Regions from separate parts of the Homo sapiens genome. Here region 1 is linked to region 2. Evidence: chromatin contacts called from ENCODE Hi-C data. All regions are on one chromosome and are shown on one strand. Each heading gives the region's core, a stretch centred on a gene start or an enhancer-like site at or near the end of the contact. The rest is flanking DNA. Distances are from core to core; before and after follow the strand shown.

Region 1 (4,780 bases), core at 1,599-4,098, 840 kb after region 2:
AAAGGCATGTGTCTGCCTGCCCCATCTTGGCTGGAAGTTGGGAAGGCCTTCCTTCCAAGGCACCCAGCATAGCACCTGGCACATGATGGATGCTCAGCAAATGTCTGTGGGTCTTCTTTTTACTAAACAGGCAGTTGATTTCACCAGAAGTAGTGACCACCTAAGTTTTGGTAATTTTTTTTCTCCTGAGGGATTAAAAACAATGCCAAATGCAGGAGTGAGAGTAGTAGGTTATTAATAACCCCTAGGAAATACATACTGTATCACAGGACAAAGACCCATCCTCACTAAGAGTTTGTTTTGTTTTGTTTTGAGACGGAGCCTTGCTCTGTTGCCCAGGCTGGAGTACAGTGGCATGATCTCGCCTCACTGCAACCTCCACCTCCCGGGTTCAAGTGATTCTCCTGCCTCAGCCTCCCGAGTAGCTGGGACTACAGGTGCTTGCCACCACGCCTGGCTAATTTTTTGCATTTTTAGGAGGTGGAGTTTCACCGTGTTAACCAGGATACTCTTGGTCTCCTGACCTCGTGATCTACCCACCTCAGCCTCCCAAAGTGCTGGGATTATAGGCGTCAGCCACCAAACCCGTTTTTTTTTTTTGTTTTTTTTTTTTTTTTGCCATTTCTCTCAAAATACGTTATTGATTCCATTTGAATCACTTACTATTTTGGGTCTTCCCGTAACTGATGTTGGGGCTGGTTGGCTCCAGGAACCATCAGGTTTCAGCCCATTTTATTGATAAAGAAACTGAAGCTGGCAGGGTCGGGGGTGGGGGAGATGGAGGCTCCAAAACTAAGAAAGGAAAGCCTTGGGTACCTGTGTGAGGCTGAGGCTCTCCCAGTCTCCCTGACCTTTGGGGGATGAGAAGCTTGAGATGGAGTCTCAAGGCACCTCTTACCAGGCCCTGTGGCCTCCTATTTGGGGAGAGCAGTGGTCTTCAATGCCTTTCTAGATATATCCTGGCTACTAGAAAACAGATGTCCTCAAGTTCACAGGCCTGGGTTCTGCTCTGCTCATCTGATTAGAAAAAAAGTCAGCAACATCGAAATTCCAGGCCAGTATAGTGTGTGGGTGTCATCTTGCTGCTTGAATTCGGAGTCTCCAATCAGGTCTTGGAACATGTATTCTTTTAACTGGTATTTATTGACCTCCTACTATGTGCCCGGCACCATTCTAACACTGGGGATCCACAGAGAACAAGACAGACAAGGACCCTGCTGGCAAGGAACTCATTCTAGAGGAGAGGGGCTAACAATAGGTGAAAACCAACAAACGGGATTTTTTTCAGATTTCGGCCACTGACAAATGCTGTGATGAAGTCACTGCGCTGTGGTGGGCGCTATCTTTGGGGTGGTCAGGGGTGAGGTGGGCAGAGCCTTCCAGGTGAGGGAGAACTGGAGCCAAGACCTTGAGAGGGACTGGGTTCCATGGGACTGCAGGAGAGCAAGGAGGCCACTGTGGCCGAAATGGAAGGTAGAGGTGTCAGGTGGGCAGGAGGAGGGTCTGTCTGGAAGCTTGGAAGGGTGGTTTTAGGGAATGTCGACAGGTCATTTGTGCTCATGCTGACATCCATTTAAGCGGGGTTGTGTGTGTGAGAAGGAGCAGGCTTTCAGTCTCAGAACCATCAGGAGCGGACTGGAGGCTGCACGCTACTGTTCAAGTCCCCTCTTGAAGTGGGAACAGCTCTTCCCTGCTTGTCTCCGGTCTGCGATGCTAATGGGTATGAATCAGCCCTGACCAGGCCCTGATGCAGTGCTACATTCTGCGTCAGAAAGCTCCAGTCCCTCGTGTCTGAGTCACCTGTGCCCCCAGGAGAGGATGCACAGACCAGGGCCACGTGCTGGTGGGCCTGCGTCACCAAGCCACACACTGCTGTTCAGCCCGGTAGCACCGCTGGGAGATTAAAAGCATGCGCTTAGTGAAAGGCAAAGAGCTTCTTTTGATAACCAGCATCTGTTAGTTAATGGACCTCTGAGAGCTGTATACAATTTCAACTTTTTATTAAAGAAAAAAAGCTCATTTGCTCTCCTGGGAGTTGCACAATGAAATTATCAACTGCATGGGCTTCCCACCCACCCCCCACCTTTCAACGTGACTGAACATGCAATGGAGAACATTAATTTTATCTGGAAATAGGACTCTAGGCTTTCCTCCCCGTCTGTAGATGAGAGCGCTCTCACGTTTTATGTGAAGGGCAGAGACTTAAGGGGCGGGAGCAAAGGGCTGGAAGGAAGGCTTGGTGCCCATGGGCCTCTGGCCCTGTACCAGACAGTCTCAGCCCCTCAGCCTCTGAAATGACCCCTTCCTTTATCAGCCCAGAGTCTTGGAAGCCCTGACCTTCTGCCTGGGAGAAAAGGGATGGTTGCCCTTTCTTCAGCCTTCGTAGCTCCGAGCAGCATCACCTGCCCCCAAACTAACAAGCCCCAGCGAGCAGAGAGCAACTAAGTCCAACTGAGGGGATCCAGGAAGCTGCTGTCCTGCTCAACACACTCCTTCTCATTAGGGATGGCATCCCACGAAGCAACACTAAATTGCCTTCCCCAAATAAAATCAAGGAATCCTATTCCCTCCAAGAGTGAGGAGGACACCCCAAGCCCGTGGGCTGTGATACAGAGGCCCGGATCTCAGGCTCTGGAGCCCAGCCCCTTCTCTCTGTGCCTTAGTGTCCTCGCGCGCAAGACGCAGAGACTCACACACCTCTCACTGACTCAGCTGGGCCTCTCGAGGGTCGCTGAATCTGGTAGATGGAGGTGATCCGTTCACGGGTCTCAGTGTGAGGCTTAACAGGGATAACCAACATTTACTGAGTCACATATTTATTGAAGTTCTTTCTACCATGCACCAGGCACACTGGACCCTTCCGGAAAGATCGCAGGAAGCGAGTCAGAGCCGAGTCTTTTTCGTTGGAGCTTACATTCTAGGCAAATAAGGTCATTTCCGCCAGTGATCAGTTTTCATGACAAAGAACATACAACTGTGATGCAGTGGACTGACAGAAGGACCAGGGAAATGGGGCTGCTCTTTGGGATGCGAATGGTGACATCTTCAGGAGACAACATCTGGTCTGAGACTTGATTGAAAAGAAAGTGCTCAACTTCTGAAGGTCTGGGGGAAGAGAGGCTAGGCGGAAATCAGGGCTTGTGCAAAGGCCCCAAGGCAGCAAGAGCTCCTGTGATCAAGAAACAGAGAGAAGGCCAGTGTGGCCGGGGCATGTGGAGGCGTGGCTGAGCCTTGCAGGCAACAGCGAGCCAGAAGTCGGGCTTTTATTCTGAGTGCAGTGGAAGCCCCTGGGGGGTTTTCAGCAGGACAGGCAGTGGCATGAAAGCAGAACTGAGAGAGCTGGGGTTTACCTCCACTGGTTTTATTCTCTTTCACACATTCTCTGGAAGACACTCCACTTCCTTTCTTTAGAACTGTAATTCCCTTGGTTGACTTTAATAACCAGCAAGAACATTTTTCAGGCTGTTTAATTTTATTAAAAGGTTCAAATTTGATGATAAATGGTGGCATGGTTACTTCAAGCTTCGGATACAAGACCTGCTCAGCCGTGGACATATCATCGACACCCACTGCCATCCCCACCAGGAGCTCCCCCAACCCTGATGTAGTCTGAGACCGTAAATAATGTAATGATTTCTTGTACTTTGGTAAATATGCCAGGAACACTTGTAGCTGTCTGAGAGCTACAGAGAATACTAACTTGGTGGGCTTTTTTTTTTTTTAAGAGGAAGGATGGGTAATAAGTGGAAGCAATTTCAGCAGGCTGACTGAACCCCACACAGTCTCAGGGAGGAAAAGGGCTTCCCTCTGAAACCATCATTAACCTCACAGACAATTGTTCAAAATCTGTGATAAGAGCTAGAGATAGGGATCAGGAGGAGGAAGGAGGGGGTGAGTCATTGGCCCCCAGTCCTGAAAACCCTTGGGCCCACCAGGATGCCAGTTAATTTCACAGTGTACAGATGAGGCCCTGGGAACATGGGCAGAGTCCCTGGGGAGGCACAGCCTGTTCCCACCATGATGACAGTCCCCTCTGAGCAGAGGACACCAATATATTAGGATTATGGCAAGGAGGCTGGGCAAGGCGGAGCTGCCTAGATGTCGCCATGTAGCCTGGTGACCCCGACCTCTCCCTAGGGTGGGCCCAAAGATACACATTCGGAGATTCTCTTCCTTTGTCAGGCAGGCACAGGCAATCTTGGCAACCGAGGATGGCTGGGCAGGGCGAATTGCAGAGCGCGTTAGTGTTACGGCTGTCATTACTATTAACTATGTTCAGAAGGCTGGAAATGCTGCTCCCCTCCAAAGACCTGCCCCCAGCAGCCAGCCTGGTGCACACTGGCATTTGCCTGGGCCAGGAAGGCTTGGAGGCCGCAGGCTGCTCTGGGGAGGCCATGCTTCTCAGCTTAGATGGAGTCCTCTTCATTTTGCATGCTGGCCCGGGAAAACTGGATTTATCCACATGCAGTGTTGGCAGCTTGAGGTCCGACTCGCAGAAGCACAGGCAAATGCAGACGAATGCCAGCAGTCAGGACTCAGGAAAGCTGAGCTGCCCCTGAAGACACAAGCCCTTTGCCCAAAAGCTGAGAAGCACTGAAAGCCCGAAGTGGCATCTTTAATTCATGGCACCACTTAGAGATCGTATTGCTAAATTCGAATTAATAATCTTTAAACAACAACCTACAGACATGGCAGAACTGTAGGCCTCGTCCCTAGGCAGAGCCTCAGGATCTCCTCTTGCTCCCATCTTGGAATCCCAAGGGTCAGGATGGGAAGAACT
Region 2 (5,544 bases), core at 826-3,325:
CTCCAGGTTTGCCCAGGGTTCCTTGGTCACAGCACTTGTAGGGGAGGGAAGAATCAGTTTGTGCCTCACCCTGATGGTTACAACGCTGACCGGCTTGCCGTGTGCAGGTGAAGACCAATTAGAAGACCTGGGAATTCCCACTCCTGCGCCCACCAAACTCCCCCACCGGCAGCCAGCAGCACCTCCATGCACCTGACTTCACACCTGGCTTCACCTTGTCTCGCAGAGTTTTTTGTTTTTTGGTTTTGAGATGGAATTTCGTTCTTGTTGCCTGGTCTGCGGCTGCAGTGGTGTGATCTCGGCTCACTGCAACCTCCACCTCCTGGGTTCAAGCAATTCTCTTGCCTCAGTCTCTCAAGTAGCTGAGATTACAGGCACGCACCACTACACCCGGCTGATTTTTGTATTTTTAGTAGAGACAGGGTTTCCCTTTTTGGCCAGGCTGGTGTCAAACTCCTGACCTTGGGTGATCCCCGCAACTCAGCCTCCCAAAGTGCTGGGATTGCAGGCGTGAGCCACTGCGCCTGGCCGCAGTTTTGATTCTGGAAGGCTGACCTTAGGGAGCCACTGCCTCGGCTCCACACACCCCAGAGGAGATGGGGGTCAGAGGTGTGGATGCAGGACAAGCACTGGCCCTGGGCTGGCCTCGACTGCTGAGTCCCAGGCTACTGTGTCTGAAAATGGGAAATTGTAAAATGGAGCAGGTGTAGGCAACAATTTGGTCACAAAAGGAAAATCAACTGGGGAGGAAGACAAGAAAAGCCAGCGAGGGCTGAGTCCGGAACCTGCGTCAGCACCCGTGAGTCCCCGAAGAGGAAGCTCCACAGGACCTCCGCGGTCAGCCCGGCTCCTGGGCCACACCCTGACATTAGCCCTCCCGGGGCACACTCTGTGTTGGTTTTTTAAAATTCTGATGGCTGATTTCCTGGGTTTGAGCTCCTAGCCCTGCCAACTACTAGCTGTGTGACCTCCCCTCCGGCTTCAGGTTCCTCTTCTGTGAAATGGAGACAGTAATAACTACTTCAAAGATTGTGGTGAGGATTAAAAACAAAACAAACACATCCCCCAAACCGCAAAACCACACTTCACCTACAGTCCACAGCGCTTAGTGGAGACCCTAGAGAACAGCAATTACTCGATACACTATTGGCTTTCATTGCAACTCTTCCAGGAATAAAATGAATGAAATGTTAGTTGAGGAAAGGATGCAACAAGGGGGAACAAAGGCACACATGTATCTCATCAAAGCAAACCGCTTTGTTCTCGATATGACTGTGACATGGGTGTTCAGACGCTAACACCAGCGTTCGCCAGCTGTGTTACCCTGAGAGTGTCATTTCACCTCTCAGGGCCTCAGTTATCTATAAAATGGGAATGACATGGCACTTGTCCCTGCAGGCCATCAGGAAATGCTTGGAAAGCATGTTTCGAGGTGCCTGGGGCACAGTCAGCTGTCAAAGGGGGATGGCTATGCTGTCCCTTTCTATTTTTTTTTTTTTTTTCTGAGATGGAATCTCACTCTGTCACCCAGTCTGGAGTGCAATGGCGACATCTCAGCTCACTACAACTTCCACCTCCCGGGTTCAAGCGATTCTCCAGCCTCAGCATCCCGAGTAGCTGGGATCACAGGCATGCGCCACCATGCCCGGTTAATTTTTGTAATTTTAGTAGAGATGGGGTTTCGCCATGTTGGCCAGGCTAGTGTCAAACTCCTGAGCTTAAACAGTCCACCTACCTCGCCTCCCAAAGTGCTGGGATTACAGGCGTGAGCCACCACGCCCAGCTGGTCTACTATTCTTTAGGATACTGCTATTGTCATCATGATCTGGACCAAGCGAAACAGGAGGAAAGAGAAGTAGAAATCTCACCCCGGGAGCTACCGCTGGTCCTTGGAAGGAAGAAGTACTGTACCTTCTCTGCCCGGGTCAGCAGGAGCCTGGGCCATGCTGACAGCAGCTGCAAGGAGTCGGAGAGACTTGGCAGGTGTGCAGGCTTCTGCACTGTGGCCCTGAGAGGGTGGGCTAGGTCGAGGCTGGGGCTTCTGAAGTGGCCGAGCCTGGTGCTTCTTGCAGCTCTGAACCCACAAGGGGAGGGATGCCAGCTTCCACTGGGCAGGTGTCAGCTGCTTACAGCCCGGAAATAGATGCCTAGCCAGGCCGGCCAGATTCGGTTTCAGGAGAAAAAGAAAATGAAACTTCTCTGTTCGTCTTTTGAAAGAAAAAAAAAGTGGAAGCCAGGTGGATGAGCAAGACAGAGTTGGGGACCTGACTTGATGTTGACAGGGAGGAGCTGTAAACTTGGCAAGACCAGAGCGTCCTCCGAAGAGGCCTTTGAGACAGAGGACTTCCCTCACCTTCCCCGTTCCAGGCACAGCCCACCTGGACCTCTACATTTTTATTTTCTGAATCAGCATCAGAGAACTGAAGAAAATAAAAATAAAAAAAAGAGCATGCACCACGTGGAGGGGGATGCCAGGGCGTGGCATCACTCTGATGATGTGAGGGGCTGGGGCTGGTTATCTGGTTTCTGTGTTTTTGTTTGTTTTTGAGACAGGGTTTCTGTCATCCAGGCTGGAGTGCAGTGGCGTGATCACGGCTCACGGCAGCCTCGACCTTCCGGACTCCAGCGATCCTCCCACCTCTCAGCCTCCCTAGTAGCTGGGACCACAGGCCTAGACCACCATGCCCGGCTAATTTTTGTATTTTCTGTAGAGATGGGGTTTCATCGTGTTGCCCAGGCTGGTCTCAAACTCCTGGGCTCAAGCGATCTGCCTGCCTTGGCCTCCCACAGTGCTGGGATTCCAGCCGCAAGCCCCCACGCCCGGCCCCGCTGGTTCCTGTAGTACTTCCTCCTCGGGGACTCACAGGTGCTACAGAGGCACCGTCCCCAGCTCTCAGTGGCTTTTCTTGTCTTCTTCCAGTTTGTTTCCCTTGCCCACACTAGGGGCAGAACATTTAGGTGCGTGAAGGCCCTGAGATTGTTCTTGTGTGTATCCATGTGAGCCTCTTTAATGAACACCTATTATGCGTTTTCCAATCTCAAGTGCTCCTCCAACCCATCTACAGGGTAGGGGCCAGTTCTGTCTTCTTCTCAGGGGGGAAACTGAGGCTAGAAAGGCAAGATCACTTGTCCAAGGCCACACAGAGTCCATGACAGAGCTTGTCCTGTCCATTCCCCAATTGTGTTTCCTGATCTATAACACCCAGAAGTCACTGGTGAATCACCCTTAGTGCACAGATGGCGTGGAGTTCCCCGCCTCATCATAAAACTTGCTTATTAATTCCAGAGTCAGATGCCTGGGGTCAGCAGCCGAGTGGTTCGGAATGCAAGCCTGGGTCAGCATGCTTGGGTCCAAACCTGGCTCCGCCATTTACCGGCTGTGTGACCTCGGACAAATTATTTAACCCCTCTGTGCCTCAGTTTCCCCATGTGTAAAAGGACTTAATCAAAGGACCTAGCGCATGGGGTCGAGGTGAGGACCTAAGGGGCTGATACAGCCCAGCTGTCGGGCTAGAGCCCCAGAGCCATCCGTAGTCACGGGCACCGTGGTCACCTCACAGGAATGCTTCTGGGAGAGGACCCGTTGCTTACATAATTCTCAAAAGGGCCAGTGACCTCAGAAAAACTCAGAGCCACTGTTCTCTTCCAGATCACAGAAGGAGGAACTGAGGCCCACAGAGGTGAATGCTGTGTACAAGGCCCCCCAGCTTTTGGCAGCCAAGGGGGTTGAGAGCTCAGCCCTGGAAGTCCCTGGACTTGGGGTCTGTGTCTCATCTGCAGAGGGCTGGGAGGGCTAGAGACGTCTGTGCTCCTTGCAGACCCCATTTATGCATAAGGAGCAGCTTAGCGGCAAATACAAATGGAAAGGGGGTCCGGAGGTTTATCCTGAAGCTATCTGTCTTTGCAGAGCGAGCACCTGGAGCCCAGGTCTTCCGCCCTGCCTGCATGTTAAGTGTTTGAAGCAAAAAAAAAGTCTCAATGCCCAGGCCGGCCCAGACTAGTCAACTCCAACCTCTGCGGCTGGGGCCCGAGGGTGAGATTTTTTATGCTCCTGGGTGACTTTTCCTGCTTCCAGGTGGAGAACCAGTAAGTCTGGGGCAAGTCAATAACAGCAAACTGCAGGATGCTTTTATTCTCCTTTTATGTAAAAGCGAAAACTGCAGGTATCACCCTATGAAATAACAATAGTGCTCTTTAAATGGGGGGGTAGGTGGGGTGCTGAGGGAGATGATGAAGGTGCCCTCCGGAAGGGGCTCCGGCTGAGCCCTGCAAGGCTGAGTCCCTTGGGTGTCTGGGGTGCCACGCCCGAACTGGCCACCAGGTGATGCCGCTCACCAACCTGGGCTTGGGCGCACCTTGGCTTCAAGTTCCCTCTGATCTGCAGGGAGGAGCTCCTACCCCAACCCATGGTTGGACTCCAGACTTGATGAATCACAGCTCCAAGACGTGCCCACCCCTCCCACTGCCTTGTCCTGCATCATCCTTTATTCTTCCTGTCTCTTCAGTCACTCATCGTGGTTTCTTCACTCATCTTTCCTGGAAGGAGTCAGATTCCAGCTGTTTCTCTGTGAAGCCTCCAGGCAGTTCTTTGTGCTCTTCCGGCCTGGCCTCCCAGTGTTGGTCTTGACACAGCCCACCACTCCCCCGTGGGGAAACTCTCTCTCCCCCCATCTCCAGGGCCCATGCTAGCTTCTCCCCTTCCTTCCCTGGCCTCTGCAGCTCAGGCCTTGACCCCAGGTCCCTGGTGGGCTTGCAGGTCAGGTTGAGGGATGTTAGCTTGGTCTTGGGTGCCAGCCTTACTTCTAGGAAGATGGCTTCTGCTGCAGGGAGGAGGCTGGTGCCCCTCACGGCTGGTCTCCATCCAGACTGTGCTTGGATGACCCCTTTCTGTCCCCGTGGCCACATCCTGAAGGCACATGGAGCCCCTCTGGGCCTGAGCCATTTTTAGGAGTCTGTAGCAGGGACCACCATGCCAGTGGAGACCAAGCGCCTCGGGAAGTTCCCTGGACAAGGATTCTGTCTTGTCTCTTCTCCAGGGCAGGTTCTCCTTCCCAGCTGTGTGGCGCTACCTCTCTGAGCCGCGGTTTCTTTAACTATAAAGCAGAGATACTAAGAAAAAGCATTTTTGACACTTAGTATGTGCTCACAACATTTGCATAAGTTAGAAAACATGATGCATCTCCACAGTATCTCTTTAGACAGCAAACAAACAAAAGAGAGCAATAGACAAAAAGAAGAAAACATTTCACGTGGGTAGGTTCCACCTTTCTTTGCATTCCATGGCACATCTGGAGATGAAGCCAGGAATCTGCTATGTGCTTGTCACCCACTGAGTGGGAGTCTTACTTTTAAATACTTAGATTGCCTTTATTTCTCTTCTCTATTTAAGAGCTGTTTAAGTTGAGTTTGACCCTAAGGATTATCTTTAAGCCTAAATACCAGTGGCTAAAACAATAGAGTTGTGTCTTTTTCTTGAAAGAGTTGTAGGCATTCCAGGTTTAGTGTGGTGACCTGGGGTCCTTCTACATTGTCGGTCTGCCATTT

The links. Hi-C counts contacts between places; a loop is a spot of excess contacts on that map. Pooled maps may share reads with other maps.
Region 1: a loop to region 2 is called in a map of GM12878, with 2.3 times the contacts of the local background. The contact joins the enhancer-like site here to the promoter of ZBP1 in region 2. A Hi-C loop is called at or near these places in 1 of 168 maps with a recorded cell type or tissue (GM12878), 12 of 37 single-sample maps with no recorded cell type and 5 of 50 pooled maps.

What each region holds. Positions count from the first base shown.
Region 1 is chr20:58,455,648-58,460,427 of GRCh38, forward strand. APCDD1L (APC down-regulated 1 like) reads right to left here. Exons shown (of 4, transcript NM_153360.3): 4 at 3,454-4,780. Among named protein-coding and RNA genes, the nearest start is that of APCDD1L-DT, 57 kb to the right of the region's middle. RefSeq lists enhancers at 3,008-3,147, 3,278-3,387. Within about 2 kb of position 2,849, at least 2 of the 41 ENCODE cell types and tissues checked have a DNase peak (open chromatin) inside an H3K27ac peak, as active enhancers do; they include GM12878, where a contact is called at or near this core.
Region 2 is chr20:57,618,351-57,623,894 of GRCh38, forward strand. It overlaps ZBP1 (Z-DNA binding protein 1), which reads right to left and starts at 2,076. Exons shown (of 8, transcript NM_030776.3): 1 at 1,912-2,076. The coding sequence starts at 1,945. RefSeq lists enhancers at 1-488, 666-775, 1,856-1,905, 2,036-2,325.